2 separate regions of the Homo sapiens genome follow, and region 2 is linked to region 1. A link is a loop called in an ENCODE intact Hi-C map of the cell type or tissue named here. Cell type or tissue: ascending aorta. All regions are shown on one strand. Links, peaks and the distances in the headings refer to the core of each region. The heading gives the core; the rest is flanking DNA. Region 1 overlaps SPON1 (spondin 1). Region 2 overlaps SPON1 (spondin 1).

The links. Peaks named below come from ENCODE experiments on the same cell type or tissue, not always from the same donor. Only the 100,000 strongest peaks of a DNase experiment are listed, where the experiment ranks them.
Region 2: it touches region 1 in a loop (4-fold over the local background); 31 of 110 quality-filtered maps call a loop at or near these places.

The regions. Positions count from the first base shown.
Region 1 is chr11:14,246,130-14,254,470 of GRCh38, forward strand. All of the region lies in intron 7 of SPON1 (spondin 1), which reads left to right. Among named protein-coding and RNA genes, the nearest start is that of RRAS2, 110 kb to the right of the region's middle. In ascending aorta, for the core only: CTCF peaks have their summits at 2,637 and 3,405 (motif pointing left); a DNase peak (open chromatin) is centred at 3,372.
Region 2 is chr11:14,144,699-14,153,039 of GRCh38, forward strand. The region is part of intron 6 of SPON1 (spondin 1); the gene reads left to right. Among named protein-coding and RNA genes, the nearest start is that of SPON1, 190 kb to the left of the region's middle. In ascending aorta, for the core only: CTCF peaks have their summits at 4,168 (motif pointing left) and 4,369; no DNase peak of the experiment used is centred there.

The DNA of each region.
Region 1 (8,341 bases), core at 22-8,021:
TTTTTACACCATTAAGGAGTCTTTATACCAGTTTTCTCTTGAGGAGCCTGGGCTTAAACAGATGTAAACTGCAAATCAAAGCACATTCAGGAAAGAGATAGGAAGGGAGGGAGAGAGGAAAGAGAGAGCAGTCCTTTTTACCTTCAGCATCCCCTTGGGTCCAAGTAGGCGCTGACATTTATTATCCCTTTTAATCCTAATAACCATGAGGTAGGTATTGCAATGTCCATTTTACCAATGACCAAACTGAGACTCAGAGGTCCTATGACAGCAAGGGTGGATATAGAATGCCAACAGTACCCAGCTGATTCTAATGCCTGTGCTTTTCACTATAACACGATCCTTCCAATTAAGTAACAATTCATTCATTTTCCCATGTCTAAATTAATCAAGACATATATACCTGCCAATGAGCCTTCTGATTGGCATGAAATTAACAATGTGACCACACCAAATGGTCTCACACCTACCCCAAAACAAACAAAATCTTACTTTCACTTACCCTGTATCCTATCAAGGAGGACTGAAACATCCTTGATAGGAGGGTCCCCCCAAAAAAAGTCCTGTGAAAGGTGCTTAGGGCAACTGTGGTGAGCACAGCACAGTTCCTTATGGAGATTACAATTCAGTGGGGAGAGATATTTACTAAATGATCACACAAATAAATGTGACATGTCTATGAAGGAAAGGCATAAAGTGCCATTAGGGGGGTTAGAGATAGCTTCCCCCTAAAAAGGCAATGAAGCTAAGATCTAAGGAAGCAGTAGGAGTTAACTAAGCAAAGAAGAAAACAAAGGGGAGAACATTTTAGAAAATCTGGAGAGACCATCATGTATCTGCAAAGGCCCTGTATGAGGAGGGAGTAGAGTATGTCTAAGGCACTAAAAGGCTTTGGTCTAACTAGATCCAGAAATCAAAGATGAGTTTGGTGTGGGGCCAAGCCATGTAACATTTGAAATTTTTTATTTGAATTTTTGCATTAAAAGTCATGAGTAAGACCAGGTGTACTGGCTCACACCTGTAATCTTAACATTTTGGGAGGTGGAAGCAGGAGGCTCACTCGAGCCCAGGAGTTTGAGAACAGCCTGGGCAACAAAGCAAGACCCCCATCTCTACAAAAAATTTTAAAAACTAGCCAGGCGTGGTGGCTTGTGCCTGTGGTCTCAGCTACCTGGGAGGCTGAGGCAGGAGGATCACTTTAGCCGAGGAGGCTGAGGCTGCAGTGAACCATGCACTCCAGTCTGGGTGACAGAGCGAGACCCTGTCTCAAATAATAATGGTAAATCATTGAAGGGTTTTAAGCAAAAGGGTGACATGATCATATTTGCATTAAAAAATAAAAAGCAATAACAGCACTCGGCCCCTGTGTGAAAGGGTAGATGCGGGAGCCCAGTGAGGGGGGCTACTTCAGAAAACCGGAGAGAATTAACTGTGACTTCACTAGGATGGTGGTGGTGGTGGAAAAGGAGAGAGGTACAGAGATGTGTGAGGCACGTAGGAGGTAAAATCAACAGGCTGTGGCGATAGGTGGAGTAAGGGGGTGGAGAAAGAGCAGTCAAGATGTTTCCCATGTGTCTGGCTGGCATAATGAAAGAGTGGTGAAGCCACTCACAAGGCTGAAAACGTTAGATGAAGTTCAGTGGGAAAGATCATGGGATCAGTTCTAAGTGTAAGTTGTTAAGATGTATTCAAGATTTCCAGTTAGAGGTGTTAAGTACATGGTTGGCTAGATAGCTCTGGAACTCAGGGCAAGAATTCTGCACTGAGATCTAAAATTGGGAGCCCTCAAGGAATGGGAGACAATGCCAAGGGCATAAGAATAGGAATCAAGGGCTTAGGACTGAGTTCCAAAGATCTCTACTATTGAATGTTGAGGAATCTTGCCTGCAAAGGACACAGCAAAGGAGCAGCAAAGAAATTGGTAAGGAAGCTTGGTACCGAGAAAGCCAGGGGAAGAAAGTGTTTGAGGCGGGTGGTTGGCTGTGCCCAGTGCAGCCGAGAAAACAAGAAAGATCAAGGCTACAGGAAGCCCTTTGGGTTTATCGACAGGAAGGTCATCAGTGACCTTACGGAGAATCCTTTCTGCTGAGTGATGAGGGGGAAAAACAGCCCGGAGCAGGTGAGCTGTGAACAGAGCATGAGGTTATGGAGTCAGCAAGTACAGACCACTCTTCTGTGAAGTTTGCTATGAAAGAAGAGAACCTGGCTCCAAGGGGATGAAAGAGTCAAAGGAGCATTTTTTTTTTCTTTTTTAAGATGGGAGAGACTTTCTGAAAAACTGAAATGAATATTTTGGGACACCTTCCCACATTTCACCTACCCCTCAGACTTCCTGAGGCCTCCGTGGAACAAAATTAATTGATGGCAAACACTCAGACCTCCCAAACACCCAAAACCTCTGCACTCGGCGCTACTGGCTTGTTAAGGGAAAAGAATTTTCCTTTGATTTTCCCATACCCCAGTCTCCCCTTTCCTCTTCCAAATCTCATTAGGAAGTCAAATTAGGAAGCCTACATGCAGCCAAGTTTTGTTTTGCAGAAACAGCCTTGCCTCTCTTTGCTGAGCCTGCCTGATTGAGGTTAATGGGATTCCAGCCTCCCTCGCCGCCCAGTGGAAAGCCAGGGTGACCTACTTTGCAAGGTCCTGCCCGTTGAAACTGACTTGTTTTTCAATGATCTGCATCTTTATCCCCAGGACCACTTCTCAAAGGACAGCCATGAATGAGCAAATTAGCTGCTGACTTGTTTAGCTCAATAAATCAAGCTGTGGCTCCGACAGCCCAGGGTGCAGGTAGAGACAGGAAAGGCAGACTCTGAACAAAACCCACATCCTTTCCTAGTTCCTCCGGTGCCTAAGTAGAAAATGCCCAGATTTCCTACAAATCAATTCTGAATGTCCATCATCCAGTTCCTCCAATTGCATCTGAATGCTAAGAATTACTGGGACTTTTACAAATAACTTTTATTTCCTTCCTTAAAATGAATCCTGCAAACCACTGTCACCACCTTAAATTATTCCCAGCCACTCTGCCGGATTAACATTGATTAGATAAAGGTCGTGTTTGTGAGGCCAGTGGAGTAGAGACATGGTCACCTTCTCCAGAAATCCAAAGCCATGCTCCCCAGGAGGCCAGAGATTTCCCTTAAATTGGGCCGGAAGAGTCAGGGCTCTCCCTGCCTCCTGCAACACCTGCACAGGTCCACCGATGTCCTCGGGATGCTAAAGGAAGATGGGCTTTGGACAGAGAAGCAGGTGGTAGGTCTAAGCATCCAGATGGACCTGGAGTCCTAGATGCCTCCTGGTTATAAACACAGCGTTTTCCAACGTTGCAGGAACCTCCCTCAAACCTTTCTCCACACACACCCCTGCAGAACTTCAGCCTAGTGAATGGCTTGGGCGCCCTCTCGTGGCCAAATTGAGTTTTTGCAACTCTGAAAATTCAGATTATTGAAAACTCAGGATGAGAGACAACACAGCATATGAGTGTTTTAGGAAACCCTCCTGAGTCTCACTGGTGTGGATCTGTAATTTAGGAGGGGATGGTAAGTCTCTAGAAGCAGTATCAAAATCCTTTCTTACCTCTTTTCTTTTATGGTGTTTTGGAACATTTTGTTTGGAAAAGTTGAATGAGAAGAAAATCAACCTCTACCAAGCCCTGTTATGTGTCCCTCACAATGATAAGCAGTTTTCTCACAATAAAACCTTGGGGTAGGATGATGATGCTCCCATTTGGCAGATGTAGTAATTGCAAAGAAAGGTGAGGTGGAAGCCCTCATCACATAGCTATTAAATAAACAGCTGATTCGAATCCAGCTCTGACTGTCACCAATGCCCTGGGTTCTTTCCTCCACACCATGCTGCCTCTCCAAATGTAGAAAAAGGAAACATTTCTCTGGGTCTTCATATCTGATGTGAATTGTCTGTTCATAACTTTTCTTTATCTAGTGGGATCATTGTCTTTTTCTACATATTTGGATTAACTCTGTAGATAATATAGATATTAACACTTTGTCAGTCACACTCAATGGAGACATTTTTTGCCAGCATGTCATTTTTCTCTCCAATTCAGTACTGCTGTTTTCATTTTACAGAAGGTCTTCGTTGATAGATAATTCAATTCTTTTCTTTATAATTGCTTTTATTGTTTCAAAGTTGAAAAAATTAATATTTCTCTAGTAGATCTGAAAGCTTTATTTTTTTCTATGATCTGGTTATTTTCTATTTGACTCTGGGTCTGTTTTTTTTTTTTCTTGTGTGGTATATTAAATGTGAATCCAGTTTTTTTTTTATTACAGTTAACTTAGCCCAACCCCACTTGTCGCACAATCTTTCCTTTCCCCCTAATTTGAAAAGCCTATTTTGTATAGTCCTTATCTATAGTTTCTGGGATCTCCAGTCTGTATTGCTGATTTATATTTCTATCTTACCTGAATATCACGCTATTTTGTCTATCATGCTTTATCATATACTCTGGTATATGGTATGGCTAGATCAACTCTCTGCTAGAAAACGGATACAAATCTAAGTCCCAGGTAGAAAGATGAAACCAAATTAACAAAATATATCTTGGAAGACATGGCATATACAAAAGCATAAAAATTTTTATGACAGTTTGAACAAATTAAAGCACTCCAGTCCTATCTAGCATTTTCTAAGGAAAACTCATATAGATTCTTATTCATTTAATTATTTTTATTATAGAATAAATACTTTGAAGTGATGCTTAATTAAATTTGAAGGTCAAAGGAAATACAAGAGCTCCATGTTCATTTCTTAGATTAAGTCATTTACTTCAACAAACATTTGAAGAGAATCCATGGCATGCCAAGTTCTAAGCCAGACATTGGGATATAGCTATGAGCACGGCAGAAATGGTCCTCACTCTATTGGAACCTGATGGGAAAGGCAGATATTAACAAAAAATTCCAAAGCAAGAGTGAGTTCAGCATGCTATGGGGAGGTAGAATAGGAGTTCTAAGCAATTTGGGGAGAGGTCAGGAAATACCTCCTCCAGGAAATGTTACATAAATGGGGTCAAGGAGGGATTCTCCAGTCAAGGATAAGAGAAAGCTGCAGGGCATATCTGAAAATGCTATCAAATTGTTCTCAGGCCCTTATAGATTCAGATTTACTCTATCACCCAAGATAAGTCAGCCATGTGACCTCATAGTCAGGAATTGGCCGCCCCACGTTTCCCACACCTTGAAACACTTACCAGGGTCTAGAGGGTATCTCGCTTCAGCTACAGATTTGGATACAACAGATTGGGCCAAAATGCATTTACTGAGAATGATTTCCACAAGGCCTTGGTCTCAGATGGTTACACCCATTGGCTGGGCAGGTTCCAGGGTAATGTGTTAGGGTGGCAGTTGGTTTGGTTTCTACAGCTCTGGATTAGAACTGGTTTTGTCCCCTTAGATTGTCATTATGAATAGTCACCCATGGGGTACAGGATATGAATGACTAATCTGGCCCCAAATCACCTACTTAGGAAGACAGGAAGGCAATAGATGGAGCGGTCAGTCTCTATGACAATGGAAGAGGAAACCTGCCTCCCAGGGGACTGCTGGACCACCCCAGAGGACAGCTGCACCCAGGTGCCAGTGCTGTCTGCTCAGCAGTTACTAGAAGGCAGACCAGAACCCCGTCCTGTGAGTCCCTAGGCGAGGTAATGCCACACCTCCATAGACTGCAATCCTTGTGTGAACCAGGTCTTTAAAGAAGCTGCTAAAATCACTGACCTACATGCCAGAAAATGCACACGTGGGAAAAGGAAATTAAATCCCCTGATTTGTGCCTAAGTAGCTGATGATGTCATTGCAATACTTTAGCAGTTTATAAAGACTTCCTAATAAAGCATCTCATTTGATCCTGACAGCAACACTGCAGGTATGTATTGCTAGATGAAGATATTGAGACTTGAAGAGGGTGAGCAACTTGCCCAAGATCTAAAGCTAGAAGTGGAGGAGTTCAAGTCATCATACGCATATTTGTTCAGTCGGCCCACTGGACACCTAGGTCCTGGGGTACAGCTATGAAACACAGAGTTCCTTCAAGGAACTCCCGGTCTAAGCTGGGGAGAGGGAACAGTGAGGAAGTGATTACATTCATGGGGTCTGGCTATGGAGACCTGCGCAGAGTGGGAATCCAGCGCTATGTATCTGCCTCAGCCGAAGGCAAGACCTGCGCAGAGTGTGGGAATCCAGCGCTATGTATCTGCCTCAGCCGAAGGCAAGACCTGCGCAGAGTGTGGGAATCCAGCGCTATGTATCTGCCTCAGCCGAAGGCAAGACCTGCGCAGAGTGTGGGAATCCAGCGCTATGTACTTGCCTCAGCCGAAGGCAAGACCTGCGCAGAGTGTGGGAATCCAGCGCTATGTACTTGCCTCAGCCGAAGGCAAGACCTGCGCAGAGTGTGGGAATCCAGCGCTATGTACTTGCCTCAGCCGAAGGCAAGACCTGCGCAGAGTGTGGGAATCCAACGCTATGTACTTGCCTCAGCCGAAGGCAAGACCTGCGCAGAGTGTGGGAATCCAGCGCTATGTACTTGCCTCAGCTGAAGGCAAGACCTGCGCAGAGTGTGGGAATCCAGCGCTATGTATCTGCCTCAGCTGAAGGCAGGCAGAAAGGCTGCTGGAAGAGGTGACATGACCTGAGGCTTGAAAGATGAGTGGGCCCAGCATTCTCAAGCTTGAGGTGTATTACAATCTGGAGGGATTATTAAAACAAATTGCTGGGTCCTACCCCAAGTCTCTAATTCAGCAAATATAGGGTGGGGCTCAAGAATCTGTATTTCTAACAAGTTCCTAGAGGTTGCTGATGCTGCTGGTCCAAGGACCACACTTTTCCAATCACTGAAGAGCTTGCCCAATAGATGCAAGTACAAGTGGAACCTGCAGCTAACCTGCAGGTAGACTGGCCTGTCAGGGCCCAGGGAGCTTCTTAGGTAGCAGGTAGTGTGGGATAAGGGAGGGGGTGCATGGGAGGCAGCACCAGGACCTTGTCAATCGACGGATGCCAAAGCCAAGGCTCAGGCCAGGTTCTTCTCCACTCCTGTGGCAGAACCTAGACTGGCATCAGGCTAAAATGGAAAGTCCATTCAGGAAGGCTTTTCCTCCCACCTGTCCCCTTTCTGATCTCCATACGATCCTACAGTACTTCTCTCAGTAACACTAATGGTAATAAGAGCTCTAGGGCCAGGCAATGGGCTAAGTACTGTCTGCAAGCTAGCTCATTTGAAATTCACAGGAACCCTTTGGAGTAGACGTATGTGATCACCATTTTAAAGATTTGGACACTGAGACGCAGAAAGGTTTGATAATCTGCCCAAGGACACACAGCTGTAACAGGTGATACCAGAGCCCAAGGGGCCCAGTTCCCCAGGCCCCAGTCGGGTCTGCAGTCATTGCTTTCTGGTGCCAGGTGAGGGCAGCCAGAAGCAGCTGGTCCCAACAGAGGGCACAGGGACTTCCAGACAGCTGAGGCAGACCAGCTGCCAGCTGGACTGAACAGAACAGTTGGTCTCTGGCCAAGGATTCCCCATGATTAGCAGCCTTGGGGTGCAGAGTCAGGCCAAGCTGCCTTCAAGCCTCAGCCCCCTCCTAGCTGTGTCTATTAGTTCATTAACCACTTATTCACTTTCATGGCCTCTCTATGAGACAGGATAATAATTCTAACCCCACAGGATTGTCATGAGGGGAAAATGAAATAATATGGGACTGCCACCCGCTGTGTGCTTTGCGAATGTGACTCTTTCCTTTCCAGCCACTCTGAGTGGTTGCTGCCATGTATCTCACATGGTCCCAGCCACTCCTGAGAATCTGTGTGACACAAAGAGAGAGGTTGAAGAGCGGCCTCTGATAGCTTAGACTCAGGATGTTATTCCCAGCAACTGGGGGTGTCGGCCAAAGGTCTCTGACTCTACAGCTGGTCCCTGCTTCCCAGCTGTGAGCTGATGGGTACAGTCTGGCGCTGGACAGTGCCTGCTATTGGCAGCCTTCTGAGGGCAATAGAAACAGGAAGCTGGGGGAGATGACCCCTCTGATGGGAGGTTGAGGTGCAAGGATCACTTGAGCCCAGAAGTTTGAGGCAACAGTGAGCCATGATCACACCACTGCACTCCAGCCTGGGTGACAGAGCAAGACTCTGTCTCTGAAAGAAAAACAAAAAGAGAAACTGGATAGGGTGGTAGTATATGGTTCTCTCCACATTTGTTCAATGGATGGGCTCAGGACAGAGAAGGGTATAAACCCACAGTGGCCAAAGGCAGAATTCAGTGGGAGACCACGAATGTGGATACTCTCTGTCCCTCTCATTCTTCATAATCCAGGCAGATTTCCCTC
Region 2 (8,341 bases), core at 249-8,248, 100 kb before region 1:
GACTTTGAGTAAATTTGATTTCTAAAAGAGGAAACTTCAAAAGAGAACTTTTAGCAGTATACTTTGCAGAATATTGTGTGATGTCATTTTCCCTTTGCTGCCTTCTCAAGAAAACTTCAGCAAAGACCTCTAATACTTTTTCAAGGCTTCTGGGAGTCAGATTGGGTCTGTTTTTTTAGGTGTGTCACCCTGCTGCAAATGGCCCCCAAGGGTGCCCAACCTTATTTGGGTTACATTGATGACACACACCTCCTTTGTTCTCCCCTACCTCATTCAAGGCTTAATTCCATGTAGTATGGGTAAGTGGGCACTTGTGGTTGGTAGAAATAAAATGACACTCAGAGTGGTGATAGGGTAAGGAGTCAAATAAAGATTCTGTCACAGATACTCGATACAGAAATTAAGACATTGTTTGAAAGGTATGATTTGAGTCATATGAAACCTCTTGTTTGCTTTCAGTTGAGTCTTCAAACAAATCCAGATTACAGTAGGACAAGCTGCCAGAGTGATTTCGTGATGCCTGTTCTTTAATAAAACTGGCACAGGCTGCCTTTGCTGGAAGGGTATAGAGCTGGCCTCTTAGCATTACTTCTTAACCTCTACAGTTTTATAAGACAGCATCATGATCCCTGGGAATTTTTCTGAGAATCTCTGTATGAGAGAAATGTGGGACAGTCTTATTCAAGACTTACAGAATATTTGACTCACTAAAATATCTATTTTTACAGTAACTGAGCCAAAATATTGCAAATAGAAGGCAAATTTAAGTGAGAGATCATTAATATATTACCTTAAGATTTAGAAGACAATTTAGCAATATCTATCAAAATTATACGTTTTCTTTTTTCTATTGTAGTAAAAGAAAACACATAATATTTACCATCTGAACCATTTTTAAGTGCACAGTTCAGGAGTGTTAGGTATATTCACATTGTTGTGTGTATATTTTCCTTATACATCAACATAATAAAATAATTCTATATCTAGGAATATGTCTTTCTGAAATAGTCTTGTGCAAAAGTATATGAGGAAGAATATTCATTATAGTATTTTATTTTTAAGAGATGGAACAAGCAAACTTTCATCAATAGGGGTCATATTAGAAACTCTGGATGCATTTAACGGGTCAAATACCATGCAGCTATTAAAAAGAATAAGGCAGATTTGTGTGTACTGATACAGAATGCTCCCTGGTGTATATAGTTAGATGGGAAAAAAGCAGAACAGTGTGTATAGCTTGATTCCATATATGAAAAATGGCAGGTTAGAGTGAAATGATTATATTCATGTATAGGATTATATATGCATAGAATATCTCTATGAACATACACCAGAAACTCCTTGCCTCTAGAGCACACAGAGAGTAAGGGGCAGAACTGAAAGGTTCATTCACATTTTGCCATACGGCCTCTTGTATTGCTTGAATTTTACCATGAACACAAATTACTATACTTTTTTTTTTTTTTTTTGAGACAGAGTCTCTGTCTGTTGCCCAGGCTGGAGTGCAGTGGCACCGTGTTGGCTCACTGCAACCTCCATCTCTCAGGTTCAAGCAATTCTCCTGCCTCAGCTTCCCGAGTAGCTGGGATTACAGGTGCCCACCACCATGCCCGGCTAATTTTTACATTTTTAGTAGAGACGGGGTTTCACCATGTTGGCCAGGCTGGTCTCGAACTCCTGACCTCAGGTGATCCACCTGCCTTGGCCTCCCAAAGTTCTGGGATTACAGGCGTGAGCCACCACACCTGGCCTACTGTACCTTTTTAAAAGAATAATATTTAAATGAACAAAGAAAACTTGGATAAGAAACCAAATATTCCCCCCAAAAAAAATACTGCATAACTTAATCTGTAAATTTAAAGTGTTCCCTCAAAAATCCCAGATAATTTTTTAAAAATTATACAGGCTGACGCTATAGAAATAGAAAACTAAACAGTCAACAATAGTCAGAAAATGTTTGAAAAAGCATATAATGAAGGGAAGACTGGCTAAACCAGATATAAAAACGTTATAAAACAACATTAACTAAAACTGTGTGAAGCTAGAGAGTGAATACACAGATCAATAGAATCTAATAGAAAGTCCAGAAATAGACACAAATTCTTTGTAAGTTAAGTATATGAAAAAAGTATAATTTTATATCAGTTGGAAAAACACTAGATCCTTCAATAAGTGGTAATGGCACAACTGGAAGCCATCTGGAAAAAATATTTTTCTTCATACCTTAATCCTGGAACCAATACAAGCTCCAAATATATCAAAAATTTAAATATTTTTAAATGAAAACATAAAAACGTTAGAAGAAAACATGAAAGAACCTTTTTTTTTTTTTTTTTTTTTTTTTTTTTTGAGACGGAGTCTTGCTCTGTTGCCCAGGCTGGAGTGCAGTGGTGCGATCTTGGCTCACTGCAGCCTCCACCTCCCGGGTTCAAGCAATTCTCCTGTCTCAGCCTCCTGAGTAGCCGGGACTATAGGCACCTGCCACCATGCCTGGCTAATTTTTGTATTTTTTTTTAGTAGAGACAGGGTTTCACCTTGTTGGTCAGGCTGGTCTCAAACTCCTGACCTCAGGTGATCCACCTGCCTTGGCCTCCCAAAGTGCTGGGATTACAGGCGTGAGTCACTGCGCCTGGCTGGAACCATTTTTATAACCTAGAACAAAGCTTCTTCCAAGCACATCACAAAACCCGGAGATCATAAAAGGTTAATGAAGTAAACTAAAAACATTTCTTTTTTTGAGATGGAGTCTCACTCTATTGCCCAGGCTAGAGTGCAGTGGCACAAACTTGGCTCACTGCAACCTCTGCCTCCAAGTTTCAAGTGATTCTCCTGCTTCAGCCTCCCAAGTAGCTTGGATTACAGGCACCCACCACCAGCCTGGCTAATTTTTATAGTTTTAGTAGAGATGGGCTTTCACCATGTTGGCCAGGCTGGTCTCGAACTCCCGAACTCAACTGATCTGCCTGCCTTGGCCTCCCAAAGTGCTGGTATTATAGGCATGAGCCACCACGGCTGGCCCAAAACATTTTTTAAGTAGTGGAAAATACTAAGACTTTTTTTTTTTTTGAGAGGAGTCTCGCTAAACAAAGGGCTAATTTTTTTTTGATATATAAAGAGCTTCTTATGGTCAGTTTTTAAAAGACCAACAAACCAATAGATCAAAACACATGGACAGGTCTCAGAAAAGGAAAATGAGATGGCTTTTAGATATTATAAATGATGTTCAACTTCATTTACAATCATAGAAATACAAATTAGTTTCACAGAGCTACAATTTTTGATCTGTTAGACTTTTGACAACTATATTGTCAGAGGTGTAGGGAAACACCTTTCTACACTGGAGAGCGCTTTCTTCTGACTCAGCAGTTCAGTCAGAAATTTATATACACAGATATACTCACATTTAGGCACATTCTATTTATTGGACATTGTAACACAAGAGTGGAATAAATTAAATATCCATGAATAGGGGACCAGTTAAATAAATATGAGATTTTGATATTAAACATTTCCAAGACAAATTGTTTCATTAAAAAAGAAAATGCAGCAGGGTACTCATGATTGGTCCCATTTGTGCTATCTTTCTAAAGATGTGTACTTACGTCTCTTGAAGGGTATATAAGAATATTAATAGTGGTTGCCTCTGGGGTGGAGAGTTAAGAGATTGCGGAAAACGAAGAGAGGGACCTTTCACTGTATTCCCTTTGGTGCCTTTGGAATGTGGTACCATGTTTTTGTGCTATCTATTCAAAAAGTAATTATTTTATAGTTGAAATAAAAAAAAATAAGCCAACCAACCAACAAACACCCAAGCTTAGGAACATTTAAACGATGCTGTATCTGAAAGCACATTGTGGGGTCTTGGTAGATCGTTCTCCTCCTGGTGACCAAGAGAGCTACAGTCCACCTGTTATTTTAGGTGAGAAAACTGAGGCTCAGAAAATATACTTCACATGTCCAAATGCTAGTGGCAACACAGGACTTTTGACTTCCCTCCTGGTACTTTTTTCTGTCTCTGCTAAAAGAGAAGAGACATAGGCAGCCCTGAAAACGTCACTCTGGTGTATGTACTCCTCCAGTGTACTGAAACATTTACTTTTCACCAGATTGTGTCTCTGAGACAGTTTAGAGCTGGACTTTTCAATGAATACTTGCCATCTAGTGGTAAAAAAAGATGTGTGCACCTAACATAGACTGCATTCATTCATTCATTCATGCATCAAACACCATACAGTCATGCACTGCATAACATTTCAGTCAACGACAGACTGCATCCATGACAGTGGTCCCTTAAGATTATAATGGAGCTAAAAATTCCCATTGCCTAGTATTCACTATACTGTAATTTCTATCATTATTTTAGAGGGTACTCCTACTTATTTTTTTTAAGTTAGCTATAAAACAGCCTCAGGCAAGTCCTTCACAGGTATTCCAAAGGAAGGCATTGTTATCCTAGAAGCTGAAAGTGATGAGTTACTGCCCCCGAGGACCTTCCAGTGGGACAAGGTGTGGAAGTAGAAGTCAATGATGTTGATGATCCTGACCCTGTAAAGGCTTAAGCACATTTTTTAAAATGTGTGTGTTTACATCTTAGCTTTTAACAAAAAAGTTTAAAAAGTTAAAAAAAGAATTAAAAAGGCCTGTAGAATAAGGATATAAAGAATGAAAACATTCTTGTACAACATGCACTGTGTTGTTGTTTTAAGCTAAGTATTATTACAGTCGTTAAAAAGGTAAAAAAAAGTGTATAAAGTAAAAAGTTAGAATAAGCTAAGGTTAATTTATTATTGAAGAAAAGTGTTTTTATAAATTTAGTGTAGCCTAAGTGTACAGTGTTTATTAAGTCTACAGTAGTGTGCAGTAATGTCCTAGGCCTTCACATTCACTCACCACTCACTGACTGACACAGAGTAACTTCCAGTCCTGCAAGCTCCATACAGGTGTACCATTTGTTATCTTTTATACCTTATTTTAATGGTACCTTGATATGTTTAAATATACAAATACTTACCATTGCATTACAATTGCCTATGGTATTCAGTACAGCCACATGCTGTACAGGTTTATAGCCTAAAAACAATAGGCTATACCATATAGCCTAGGTGTGTAGTAGGCTAGACCCTCCAAGTTTGTGTAAGTACCCTCTATGATGTTTGCACAATGAAGAAATTGCCTAATGACACATTTCTCAGAGCATATCCCCGTTGTTAAGTGAGGCATGACTGGGAAATCACTTGTCCTTAAGGCACTCCTAGTCTCTTGGGAAAGACTGACAGAAAAACAGGTGATTACACCAGTATGATGAAGAGACAACTGCACTCCCATGTTTATTGCGGCATTATTCACAATAGCCAAGATATGGAATCAACATAAGTGTCCATCAACAAATCAATGAATAAAGAAAAATTGGTGTATATACACAATAGAATACTATCTAGCCATAAAAAAGAATGAAATGCCATCATTTGAGGCAATGTAGATGAGCTTGGTTGACATTTTGTTAAGTGATAATAAGCCAGGCATGGAAAGATAAATATCACATGCTCTCACTCATATGTGGGAGCTGAAAAAGTTGATCTCATAATAGTGGAGTGTGGAATAGTGGTTACTGGAGACTGGGAGTCAGGGGATGGTGAGAGGTTAGTTAACGGATGCAAGATTGCAACTAGATAGAAGGAATAAGTTCCAATGTCACTGGAGCATGACTGTAATTAACAACAATCTACAGTATGTTTTCAAATATAGCTAGAAGAGCAGATTTTGAATGTTCTCAACGCAAAGAAACAATAAATGAGGTGATATGCATGCAAATTACCCTTTGATTATTTTACATTGTGTACATGTATCAAAATATCACACTATACCCTGTAAATATGTACAAAACTATGTGTCAACTAAAAATAATAATAAAAGATAAAAGAATAGAAAAATGGGGAACAAAAAGACCCATGGTGAGCGTGAAACTAAAAAAATAGAATAGAAAATGTCTCATTAATGTTTTCGTTATATTGATTACCTGCTGAAATGGTAATCATTTGTGAAAAAGAAAAATAGGTGATTCCACTACAGTGCAACTAAGGCTAGGAAAGTCAAGTACAGGACACAGGGAGCACAGTGTAGGGCTTAACCTTGCCTTGGGAAATTGCAGGTATCAGGAGCAACACTGAACTCACTTTTCTGGATTCTCAGTAGATGCTAAAATTACCTCCTTTCTTGTCTTCCTCTTGCTGGACCCCATCAGGACCAGGATAGCAGTTTTTGTTGTTACGTTCTCTGTGTCTGAGGATGGACTCATTAACTGATCATGTTAGGAAGGCAGCCAGTGTATGCCCTTTGGCTACATGGAGTAGCTGTTCCAAGAGCTGAATCCGTGCCACCGTTGCATCTGGTCTGCAGATCTGTTTTCCAAAGAGCCATATGCGAATGCATTGTTCATTTCCCACCTCTGGTCAGAACATCTGTGGAATGTCCCTCCTGCCCATGTAGTTTTTCAGCTCTGTTATCCTGAAGCTCTTTCAAAGGTTAGCCTTTCATTCTCCAAGCAAACAAGTTCTTGTAGCCCATAGAAGATGTCCTCCATAGAAACCAAAGCAGTCCACCCAGCTTGCCTAGAATGAAAGGTGCCTAAAGTGGTAGGGGGTGGACCTGCAAAGAAAGGTGGAGTCCTTTCATAAATGAACTTAAATACCAGGCTGGAGAGATGCAGAGATTACAAGTAGACCTAAAGTAATTAGGAAGCCATTGAGGGTTTCTGAGCAAGGAAGCGACCAGAGACCAACGTATTTGTTCATTCAACAAATAATTGTCAACATCTACTGTGTGCAAAGCTCTGAGTGAGACCCTGTGCTACAGACCCCAGCACAGAGATGAATAAGACCCAGGGTGGGAGACATGTCATCCTCCTGGGTTATAATGCCTTCTACCTCCATGCAACAGCTTAAATTTTTTGTCTCAGAGAAGGAAAGAAATGTCAGAGCATAAGAAATTAGTGACAGAAATTATAAACTATAAATCACAGTTCTAATTGTTCTATAATCATGTAAACATAGCAATTTTTCTTTAACATAGAAATATACAAATCAAAGATAAAACAGGAGCCCCATCTCATGGAGAGATAGTCTGCTGCCTCTTCAGATTCTACCTCAACATTATAACATGTCCTTTTGACACTGTGGAGCCAATAAGGTTTCCATCCCTAGAAGACCTTTCTCTCCCAATCTGTATCCATCAGAATTCCACTCAACCTTCCATACCCTCCTTGCCAGAATACCTTTCCAACTCCTTCCAAATGCATGTCATTTCTGCCTCCTTGGATCTTCCAGACCATATTGTAACCCCATTTGGCCCAGTTCCTGCCTTGTATTATGGGTGTCTGCTCCTAAAAACAAAAGTAGGAGTCAGTCTGAGCTGGGGTGTAGTCTGGAATCACCCCTCCATCTCCCTAGTCATGCTTTTCATATGTCTCATAGTACATTGAGAAGTGTCTGTTGAATTGAGTTGAATGCTTTAGACCTCGGTTCACTGACAGAGGGACTCCTTTAGCAAAGTTAGCCATTTTACCTCCTTTGTCTCCATAGCTACTTCCAGTTCTCCAAACTACAACCTATTTCCCAACAGACTCCAGTTACAGTACTTCTTAATTTATCTTCTATTCAAAGGCAAAACTACTGCTTCATTAATCAATGAGTAAGGAAAATCAAAAGCTTATTAACTAGCAAGCCAATGCTCTTCTAAAGGGCATTGATCCATGTATGTTATGGGCAGCCTGTTCATTGATAGCTACAGCTCTTGGAGAGCAGCTCTCTGGAGTAGCATTGGGGAAACTGAAATCTTATTTTGAAATAGCTTTTAAATGCATGGAAACACATCTGATTCTTACTGGGAATTTCTTGATAGGGAATACAGAAGGGAAGACTATTTGCTTGTCAGTAATATGATATAGAGACAAATCATTTCATAGGATTTCATAAGTGCATATATGTAACCAAGAAACACAGGTACTTTCATATTATCTTGAGAAAAATGAATTCATTCTTTAAAATGCAATGACTTCCCTGCATAATGCATTCAAGAATCAATGCAAATATAAAGGATGTGTTTATTGGCTTGTGATCTGTATTCATGACTGCAAGCATGGTTGGATCTTTTGAGATGGGGGTTTCCTCTGTTTCAGTGGCCAAGGGATATTCTTTCTCAAATGGACATGGTGATCATTTGAAACTTATCCCATGCATAGTGACCCCAAATTCGAGTAAATATATATCAAGTACATATAATACACAAAGAAGTGAGTCTGAAGTCAACCTCCAAGCACTCCAAATTAGGGCCCTAAGACAACTGC